2 separate regions of the Mus musculus genome follow, and region 1 is linked to region 2. Evidence: chromatin loops called from intact Hi-C (ENCODE). Cell type or tissue: left cerebral cortex. All regions are shown on one strand. Each heading gives the region's core, and the rest is flanking DNA. Links, peaks and the distances in the headings are about the cores only.

What was found. Peaks named below come from ENCODE experiments on the same cell type or tissue, not always from the same donor. Only the 100,000 strongest peaks of a DNase experiment are listed, where the experiment ranks them.
Region 1: it touches region 2 in a loop (5-fold over the local background); 10 of 42 quality-filtered maps call a loop at or near these places.

Annotation. Positions count from the first base shown.
Region 1 is chr14:66,295,626-66,300,243 of GRCm38, forward strand. It overlaps Trim35 (tripartite motif-containing 35), which reads left to right and starts at 1,400. Exons shown (of 6, transcript NM_029979.3): 1 at 1,400-1,924. The coding sequence starts at 1,445. 1700001G11Rik (RIKEN cDNA 1700001G11 gene) reads right to left here and starts at 1,504. Exons shown (of 3, transcript NR_038077.1): 1 at 1,184-1,504; 2 at 330-519. In left cerebral cortex, for the core only: a CTCF peak has its summit at 2,457; DNase peaks (open chromatin) are centred at 1,988, 2,243 and 3,002; H3K4me3 peaks cover 2,500 bases; H3K27ac peaks cover 2,354 bases.
Region 2 is chr14:66,345,694-66,350,311 of GRCm38, forward strand. The region is part of intron 1 of Stmn4 (stathmin-like 4); the gene reads left to right. Among named protein-coding and RNA genes, the nearest start is that of Stmn4, 3.7 kb to the left of the region's middle. In left cerebral cortex, for the core only: no CTCF peak of the experiment used is centred there; DNase peaks (open chromatin) are centred at 2,023 and 2,992; H3K4me3 peaks cover 2,500 bases; H3K27ac peaks cover 2,372 bases.

The sequences.
Region 1 (4,618 bases), core at 1,400-3,899, 49 kb before region 2:
GTCTGTTGAGGGATGCCAAGGCAGGGAAACTCAAAGCAGGAACCTGGAAGCAGGAACTGAAGAGGCCACCATGGAGGGGGTACTGCTTAACAGGTGGCTCCTCATGGCTTGCTCAGATTGCTTCTTTATACAAGCACCTGCCCTGGGGGGGGGGGGGTTGAGGGAGTGCATGGGGGGAGGGACATAGCCCACAGGGGACTAGGCCTTCCCAAATCAATCAAGCCTCCTACAGAACCATCTTATGGATGGTTTCTTCCATAAGATGTTTTCTCCCTTCAGGTTTCCTCTTTCCAAATGACTCCAGCTTGCGTCAAGTTGACAAAACTTACCAGCATGGACTTTCCATAAACACCACCAGTGGCTTTACAGGAAGAAGTGAGATCTGAGCAGGCAGGCTTGTCTGTCTGGGCATGTGACTCTCTCTATCGCATCAAGATGCAGCAGGAAGGCTGGCACACAGTTCTTGAATATCCCTGCCTCTGGAACCTCTATTCTTTATAAACCATCCCGTCTGTGGTTCTGGCAAGAGGAATAGGAAAGAGACCCAAACACACTGCCTTTTGTAATTGTTTATCTAGTGCATTTTTTAAAAATTGTTTCATATGATCCCAAGGAATTTGCAAATCTGCAGTGCCTTGCTGAATTAGTGTGTATGTTGGGGTAAGACAGCAGCGGAAGGTTACAAATATCAACTAGGAATGGGCAGCTGGGAACATTCAGACTGCCTTTCTTGCCAGAATCCAAAGTGGATTTTTTTTTTTTTTTTAAGTGTCCCTGTGTAACCCAGGCTGGTCTCAAACTCTTGATCCTCCTGCCCCAGCCTCCCAAATGCTGAGATTACAAGCATGTTCATCACGACTTTCTCACCCTGACTTTAATGAAGATGCCACGAGCATGCTTCCCTATTAATTTCGTTCTCACACGTCCTTTTCACGGAAACCACCATTTTACACTGGAACTCATTTATCCAACCACAAGCCGGGAATCTCAACTCCTCAGGTCTTCCCGCTACCTCGAGGTGGCAGTAAGCCCGACCAAAGTCAGCGGACGACCTATGTGAGGGTTTTGAGAAACCATTCCCAGTGCTGCATGACCTCCCCCCCCCCTACTGCTTTGGGCCCAGGTTCAGACCCCACCTAGGGAGCTCAGGAGTTAAGCCATGGACATCCCTTCCCATCTATACCAGGAGTCTGAGATAGCGGGAATTGCTTAAGGATGGCGGCCCGTGGCTTCACTTCCTATTTGACAACGGAAACCCGACACTGCAGTGGGACGACAGATCCTTCCGCCTTGGAGCTAACGGAGATCGCGGACCACACCTCCTCTGGGAGACCCCGCGCAAGACGGAAGTGGGAGGGTCCACGCCCTCAAAGCCCATCCGTGATTGGTTGGAGCCGCCTTAAGCTCCCAGATCTTCAGCAGGGACAACGCCCGCAGGCTAGGCATGAAGGCGGCGACACCGGTGGTGGTGACGGCGGCTGCTCCTGCGATGGAGCCGGGCCCTTCTGTGTCCCCGGGGCCTTCGCGCTCCTTCAAAGAGGAGCTGCTGTGTGCCGTGTGCTACGACCCGTTCCGCGACGCAGTAACTCTGCGCTGTGGCCACAACTTCTGCCGCCGGTGCGTGAGCGGCTGCTGGGAGGTGCAGACGACGCCCTCGTGTCCGGTGTGCAAGGAACGAGCGGTGCCCGGGGAGCTGCGCACCAACCACACGCTCAACAACCTGGTGGAGACCTTGCTGCGCGAGGAGGCTGAGGGCGCGCGCTGGACCGGTCGCCGGTCCCCGCGCCCCTGCCGTGCGCACCGTGCCCCGCTCACGCTCTTCTGCCTGGAGGACAAGGAGCTGCTGTGCTGTGCTTGCCAGGCCGACGCCCGGCACCAAGAGCATCGTGTGCAGCCCATCAAGGACACTGCGCAAGACTTCCGGGTGAGCACCGCGCCAGCCCGCCCTGGGGACCCCCGGCCTGCCCCTCCCCCTCCTCCAGGCCTAGCAACCATCTTGCCCCCGGTCCAGGCCAATCTGAACAACGATGGGGAATAGTATGGTCTGCAGACATTTGGGCTTGGCGCGGTCATTTTAGAAATGGAAGAGGCCAGGACCTAGCAGAGTTCTAAGGCCTTGAGATTTCCCCTGCCCAGCAGTGCCTTGATCAACGGGTTACAGAGCCGTAAGAAAGGCCTGTGGCGCTTGCCTGCTGCCTTGCTCCTCTTACTCTTAGTATCCAAATATCTGGAGTTCCAGTGGTTATAATTAAACCAAGAGCAGCTGACACAGCAAAACTAGCATGGCGGGGAAGGGTGGGTGTCGGGGCTGTAGGAGATCACGCTAGGCAAGTACTTTACCTCGCAGCTGCACCCCAAGCCTACTTTTGATTTTGAGCCAAGCTCTTAAATTAGCCAGGATGGCCTTGAACTTTTCTTTGCTTGCCTCAGCCTTTCGAGTGGCTGAGATTGCAGGCTTGTGCCACCAGGCCCAGTGAAAAAGTCTTTGTTCTAAAACAGAAAAAAAAAAAAAAAAAAGGCAGACATTTTCGATAACAATTTGACCTAATCGCTTAGATATGCATGCTCCATTGCTTTCCAAAACATTCATACTGACATATTGACTGATTTTTCTTTTTTTAAAGGGTTTCTGAAATGTCCATTTTACTCTGGCAGTATCTTGTTACTTTTCTCGTTTAAAGTCATTGATGTACTGAAACAGCTAAATTTGTTTCATCAGCCACTAACACACGGGTCAGACCCACAGTTGGGAGGGCCCAGGGTTAGCCACTAGGAAGCCTGACATAGTGAAAAGGAGGTACTGTAAGAGCCCACTGGGCCTGATCTTCAGACGCCCTTTCTCCACTTGGTGAAATGTCTTTTTTTGAGAATCAGCAGTTGATGGCAGCTCCATACAGATTGGAAGCAGAGCAGATGGGTGCTGTCTACATCCACGTTCCTCCAGTTATCCATCATATTAGCTCAGCAGTGGTTCATAGTGCCTGTTCCCTCGTTCATTAGTGCTAGATCTCTTATTTGGCATAGCTGAAATAGACAGCCTAGAAGTTTAGGTCCTGGTTCGAATTCCCCTGGGCTAGCAAAGGTACTGATTAGCATGGGTGGTGTCCTCAGAATGGGGTAAAACATCAACCGAAGGCCTGTGATCCAGGGGACAGAGAGCGTGTGGGCCTGGAGACTGCCTTCTGTTCTTGCTGGCTGCCTCGTTTTGATTAGGAGGTCCGAGGGACACTGGAAGTGAGATAGGTGGTAATAATTCCCACTCTCTGGGAGCTTCTAGCAAAAATCTAAAGAACCTAGAGGCATTAACCAGGTGAAGGAGGTGAGGGGAGGTTTTTGCAAGAAGATGCTGCAGCATATAGAAGATTCTAGAAGAGAGGAAGCTTTGGACACCAGGTGAGGCCAGAAGGCTGAAGTCTTATTCTGCATCTTAGAATGGTGGTGCAAAGCCAGTGGGTGCTCAGTGTGAGTGAGCCTTGAAGAGCAGGGAGTGGGGCTGATCTGAAAGATCCCAGGAGTCCTCAGGCTGTGTGCTCAGCCAGATGCAGTGTGGCCTCTTCATGATGTATTCATGTGTGAAATAAACATCCTAAGAACCTCTTTGATTCTCACACCCTGTTCTAGATATTGCGGCTGCTTAAGTCCGCAAGACAGCCCCCCTGTTCTACTCAATTTCATCTTGACACAGCCTAGGGTCGTCTGAGGGGATTTCAGTTGAAGGATTGCCTCAAATGGATCAGCCAGTCAGAGAGATTGTCTAGATTGGTGATGGGTGTGGGAGGGCCCAGTACATTGGTCCTGCCTGGGTAGTGTAAGGCCAACGTGGGCTCTTCCATACCAATCAGAGGGGATGTCTTATAGACAGCATACCTCCATTATTTCCATAATTTCTACATTAGTTTTGCTTGATTTCCTGCCCTGATATCCCTCAGTGGTGGAGTATGACTAGGAAATATAAGCTGTAATAGACCCTTTCTTCCCAGAGTTGCTTTTTGGTTGTCATGGCAGCAGAAACCAAACAAGAACACTGTTTGCAGTAGTCGACATTTCAGAGGAGTTGGTGAGGCAGTCATTAGATAAGCTGGTTCAGTGTGGTTGGAGATGGGTATGGCTTGTTAAGGGAGCAGGCAGCATAGGAATGACCCACTGTCAGGTAAGAATGGTGAGATTGACTAAGCTTGGCCCTGCCGGGTACCCTCAGGAATCCCAGAGGTGGGTGCTTAGAAAGATCCCTTTGGCCTCCGTGTTGATAACCCAGCAGCAATAATCTCTGAGGATTTCTTACTCTGTGTTAGGTGCCCTGAAGTATTAACAAAATTTACTGTCCACAGAACCCCTGAAGCTGTATGAGGGTTAATCTTGACTGTGGCAGTAAAGTACAACTTCTTGAGTGCCTGCAAGTGTTCCAAGAATGGGACCCTGACCCTGTGAGTGAATCCTGGTTCATCACTTGATGGCCTCCTGAGGAGGTTAGGTAAGGTAGGAGACAGGGCCTAGCTTGAGGAAGGCAGTTTGTGGAACTGTTCTTGGAGGCTGTGTCCTAAAGCTCCTATCTCTGCTTCTTGGCCACCTCTGGTCCCCCCCCCCCCATACTCCCACCCCTGTGAGGGACAAAGCTGAC
Region 2 (4,618 bases), core at 766-3,265:
ATCTGGAACAACTGGGAAGTGACCTGCTAGGTGGGTCCATCACAGAGCCTACTGCCTTGTGGGAAGTGAGAGCCCCATCCCTGACCTGACAGCATGGGGGTGGGGGCTGGATGACACCCAGCAGAGAGATACTAGGCATCTTTATATTACTGTGAAGGTTATGTCAGATCAGGGTCTTTGAACTGCAGACTGAAATCTAACTAGGATAATGAGATCAATTTTGTAGAATGTAACTGATATTTAAAAAATACAATTAGACTGGACAGAGTGGGTGGGGTGGGGTGGGGGAAGGCAGAACACACCTTGTATAATGGCTTGTGTTTTTTTGTGCCTATTTAATTCTATATATTTTAGCTAGATGTATATCTGTGTATAAATGTGTTGCTATCCAAATACACATGTGTATTCTTGTGGCATTCATATGCTGGATCATGAGATAAAAATCTAGCTTTTATTGTGGATTCCAATCAATAAAAAGTTGAGAATCATTGGGCTAAGTGACATCTGCTTCTCTCTTCTAGCCCCAAGCCTACATTTTCATGGAAAATTCACCAGGCTGAACATTTTTTTTGCTTTCAGTTAAAGATTTTTAAAATTTTGATTGTATTAAAATGTAGCCAACAAGAAAACGACCATCTACATCATCAGTGTCTGAGTGGACACTGTTGTCCATGCAATGTCCAGAAGTCCTTTTGTCCTGCAGACTGAGACAGTGGACCTGTTAAATGTCCACTCCTCAGTGGCAACTGCCATTGCGCCTGATTGACAGCCATCGCTCTGCTGTCCACCTGCTAGGTGCCCCACAGCAATGGAATAGCACGTCCATATTGTAAACTGTATGCCCCTGCTTCTACCTACAGTTAGATGACCCAGAGTTACAACAAATCCCAGTCTTGTTGAACCAGAGAGGTGTTTATTCAGGGGTGTACCATGCTCTGAAGGATTACTAAAGCACCCACACCCAGCACACTGTTGAACTGACATACCACAGTCGTCCCCCTTGATCATGGTTTCACCTTCCTTTGTCTCAGCTACCCAAGATCCAATACACCCAAAAATATTCAAGGGGCATTTTTAGGGGAAAAAACATTTTCTTAAAGTAACTTTTACCAACAATGTTACATTTTTAAATGTAATAATTACTGTTCTTGCTCTTTAACTGTGTCTTCTGTGTAGATTCAACTTTATTCTAAGTAGTATAGAATTGGGGTATGGTGTACGGAGAGTGCCGTTGTCTGTGGTTCCAGACACCTAAGGAGCCTCTTGGAACATATTTTCTGCAGCACAGAAGGAAGGAATTCAGGGAAGTGGGAGTGTCTTCTGTTTTTGTTTGGATTAGTAGTGAATATAGATTTCATTTTGGCAACCCCTCCCCCCAAACAAAACAAAACAAAACAGAAAACAAACAACAACCATAAAAGCAGAAAAGAAAGAGGAAAAGAAAGAAAAGAAAAGAAAAAGAAAAATCGAAAAGAAAAATTAAAATTAAAAGAAAAGAGGAATCGAAGATCTAAGTGATTATCCCATAAACCATACTTGCTTTGTAGGAGGGAACTGGGTTAGTTGGTATTTAAAACAAGCAAGAAGGAAGGCGACTTCAGGATGTGGCTCAGTGGTAGAATGCTGTCAGGCACGTACCAGGTCCTAGTGCTCACCTGGATAATGAATGATTAAGATCATCACCCAAGAAAACCTTGTGGTTTTTTTTTCCCCCTGAAACACAAAGATCCCGTCTTTGTGTCCCACTTGACTAGGACTCCAAGACTCAGTCCCCTAATAACCCACAGAAACTCAGCCCTCTGCTCCACACCCTTCTGTACTGGGTCCTTCCTTGTGGAATCAGGTTAGCCAATGCACCCTTCTGCCCCTTCAGACCTGTCCATTTTCTCAGCACTTCCATACCCTGCCTCAGACAGCAGACCCCATGGGAGGGGGCATAGAGCTGTAATGGATGGAAGAGATTCTTGGATTTGTCAAGGAGGGAATGCATGTGTGTAGGGGGAGTGGGTAGGGACATATGTGTGTGGGTGGACGCATAGATCTCTATGGCTTCCTCCTTCCTGTTAGAACTGGAATGTAAAAGTCTAAATGCTTTTAAAAATGCTTTAAAAAACTGGCAGGGGAGGGGGAGGGTATTGTTGTTCCTCTTCTCCCCCATGGGTGATCCTCTTGTAAATGGGTGTCTGGGTAGCTATATTGCAGGATTCAGGGTGAAGTGATTACAACTATGTAATAAACTTAAGGGCAGGGATGCGAATTCCTGGAGTGAAACGCTGAAAGGATAAAGTCGCAGACTTCGGGAGTGATTGATTCTCTGTGATAGGTTTCCCTGGTGTGTAACGTTAATGTCGTGCGGTGCTGTGTATAAAGGGACGTATGTGTATGTACTGGGAAATGTGTGATACACCATGTATGCTGTCTGCATTGATGCTGTTAGGAGTGAGGCCAGGAGTGATGCCTGCAAGTGTCCTTGACCCCAGGGCCTTACCCTGTGTCCTGGTCACACTCTTGCATTCCAGCTAGCATGCCTGAATGGGAGCTGCTGCCCAGAACTTAACTTCTGGCATGGATTCCTCTGCATATATCGAACTGGGAATAAAAATAGCCCAAGAATTCCCCTCTCCATGTATTGTTTGGGGATGTAGGTTTTCCGGCTGTGGTTCCCCATCCCTGTCTTGCCTCTCAGAGTGGCTGTTGGAGCTCTCAGGTCTTTGCAGACTCAGGGCTCCAGGGTTGGCAGGTCAAGTGTCCTCGGAATGCACCTAAAGCTTCCTTTCGATGTCTGTTATGTACTCTAGGAGTTCATGACCATGGGCCTGGCACCAGTTCCTGTTGGAGCCCTTAGAAACACTCAACGGGTGATTCAGCAGTGACCGTTCCCCGCTTCCCCCTAAGCCAGCTGCTCAAACCGTATTTTCTCTGCCAGGTCACCTGTGCATGCCCTACTTGTCCACTCTTGGTGGTGCTCTGACCCCTCCTCCCTTGAGGATACAGGTTCTGCGTGGACCAACAGGAGTCAACAGAGGCCCAGCAGAACTCCCCGAGGCCCTACCTACCACGCTCAGTTTCTGTCCACCACCAAACTATCTGTGGCTGGTCGAGTACTTAAGGAAGGACTTAGCACAGTACTCACTGTCCAAGAAATAGTGTGGAAAGAATGAAAACCACAGTATATGAAAAACATAAATTATCTCCTTTTGGTTTTAAATATAAATAAAACGCACACTGCCAATCAGAACCAAGGCTAGAAGGAAATCAGTTAGGCTGGCTGTTCCTCTGTGGGAACATTATTCCAGCCAGAAGTGGAGATGTGCGACACTGAAGTCACTGGACAGCACAGAGAGCATCAGGACATAGAGTAGTGTCAGCCTGGAATGGCCTCTTTCTGCACTCTTGTGGTTAGAGGAGCTAGGCTAGAATTCATTACGCCCACACCCACGAAGTTCCCATCTTGAATCCGCGCCAGAGTCCCTATATTTGTCTTGTAGAACCCTTGCCAGAGACAGCTCTATTTAAACCACTCGGACGTGCATTAACTGCTGATGCCTCAGAAAGAGTCCACGTGGATTTCTACACAGCCCAGTAGCAGTAGCTGGGCATTTCTCACAGAGACAAAGTACTTGCCCAATCTGCCTACTGTGTGGCCAGTTTGAGATACTCAAGGGCTGGACACATACGACCATGTCTCACTAGAGTACCCAGAACACTGCTGAGGTTCTATCATCACCTGATCCCAGAAAGCCTAGAAATTCTGCCACAGTATCCTACAACAGCATTCCTTTTGGACACCCATTTCCATACTGAGGAAAGCTCTACAGACCCTGATGGGGCTGTCGTCTCATTCAAGAAGATGGAAAGGGCCCAGGATAAAGGGGAAAGGCCCAGGACAAAAGGAAAAGGCTCACACACTGGGACCACACTCTGTTTGCTCCTGTACCAACTGCTCACTGTGTAACCCCAGGATCTCTTGTCCCCAGTGAGCACGGGATTGACACTGTGAGTGGGACAGATGTAGGTAGTCATATGCATTGCAGTGCCTTGGGCCTACCTGGCTCCTTCTCACTATACACAGCAGTCCTTATCTAGATGTCACAGGGAAGTCTCATATGCGCCTCATGGGGAACTATCAGCCCTGCGATTGCTCGTTCACCTCTGAAAGCATATGAAAGAAAGGTTCCATCTTTCCGATCTAGCCATCTTTTCTTCTCTCTTCCTGCTGGTAGGTCCCTTTTCCAGTCAACAGCCTTGACTTTGCCTCTTCACTATCAGCCACATCCACCTAATTTGCTTCTTTTGCTGTGTCTGATTGTGTTCTTAGTTGCCTGGTTGCATGGTATAAGTCACAGATTTAGATTATTAAATACGCTAGTGTTTTAATCCAGCAACAGAAAAGTGTGATTATCTGTGCTTCTGGACATAGCCACTTAGATGCTGGCATTGTGTGAAGATCAGTTTACAATGGGACAACACTGCTGGGTGTGACTCAGTCTAGGTAGGTCCTTCATACTTTGAACCTTGCCATGGCCTCCAATCATGCTTCCTAGCCTCGTCCCTAAGCTGGGACCACCAGATACACTTCTTGGCAATAATGTTAGATCCTGTAAACAGAGGCAGACAT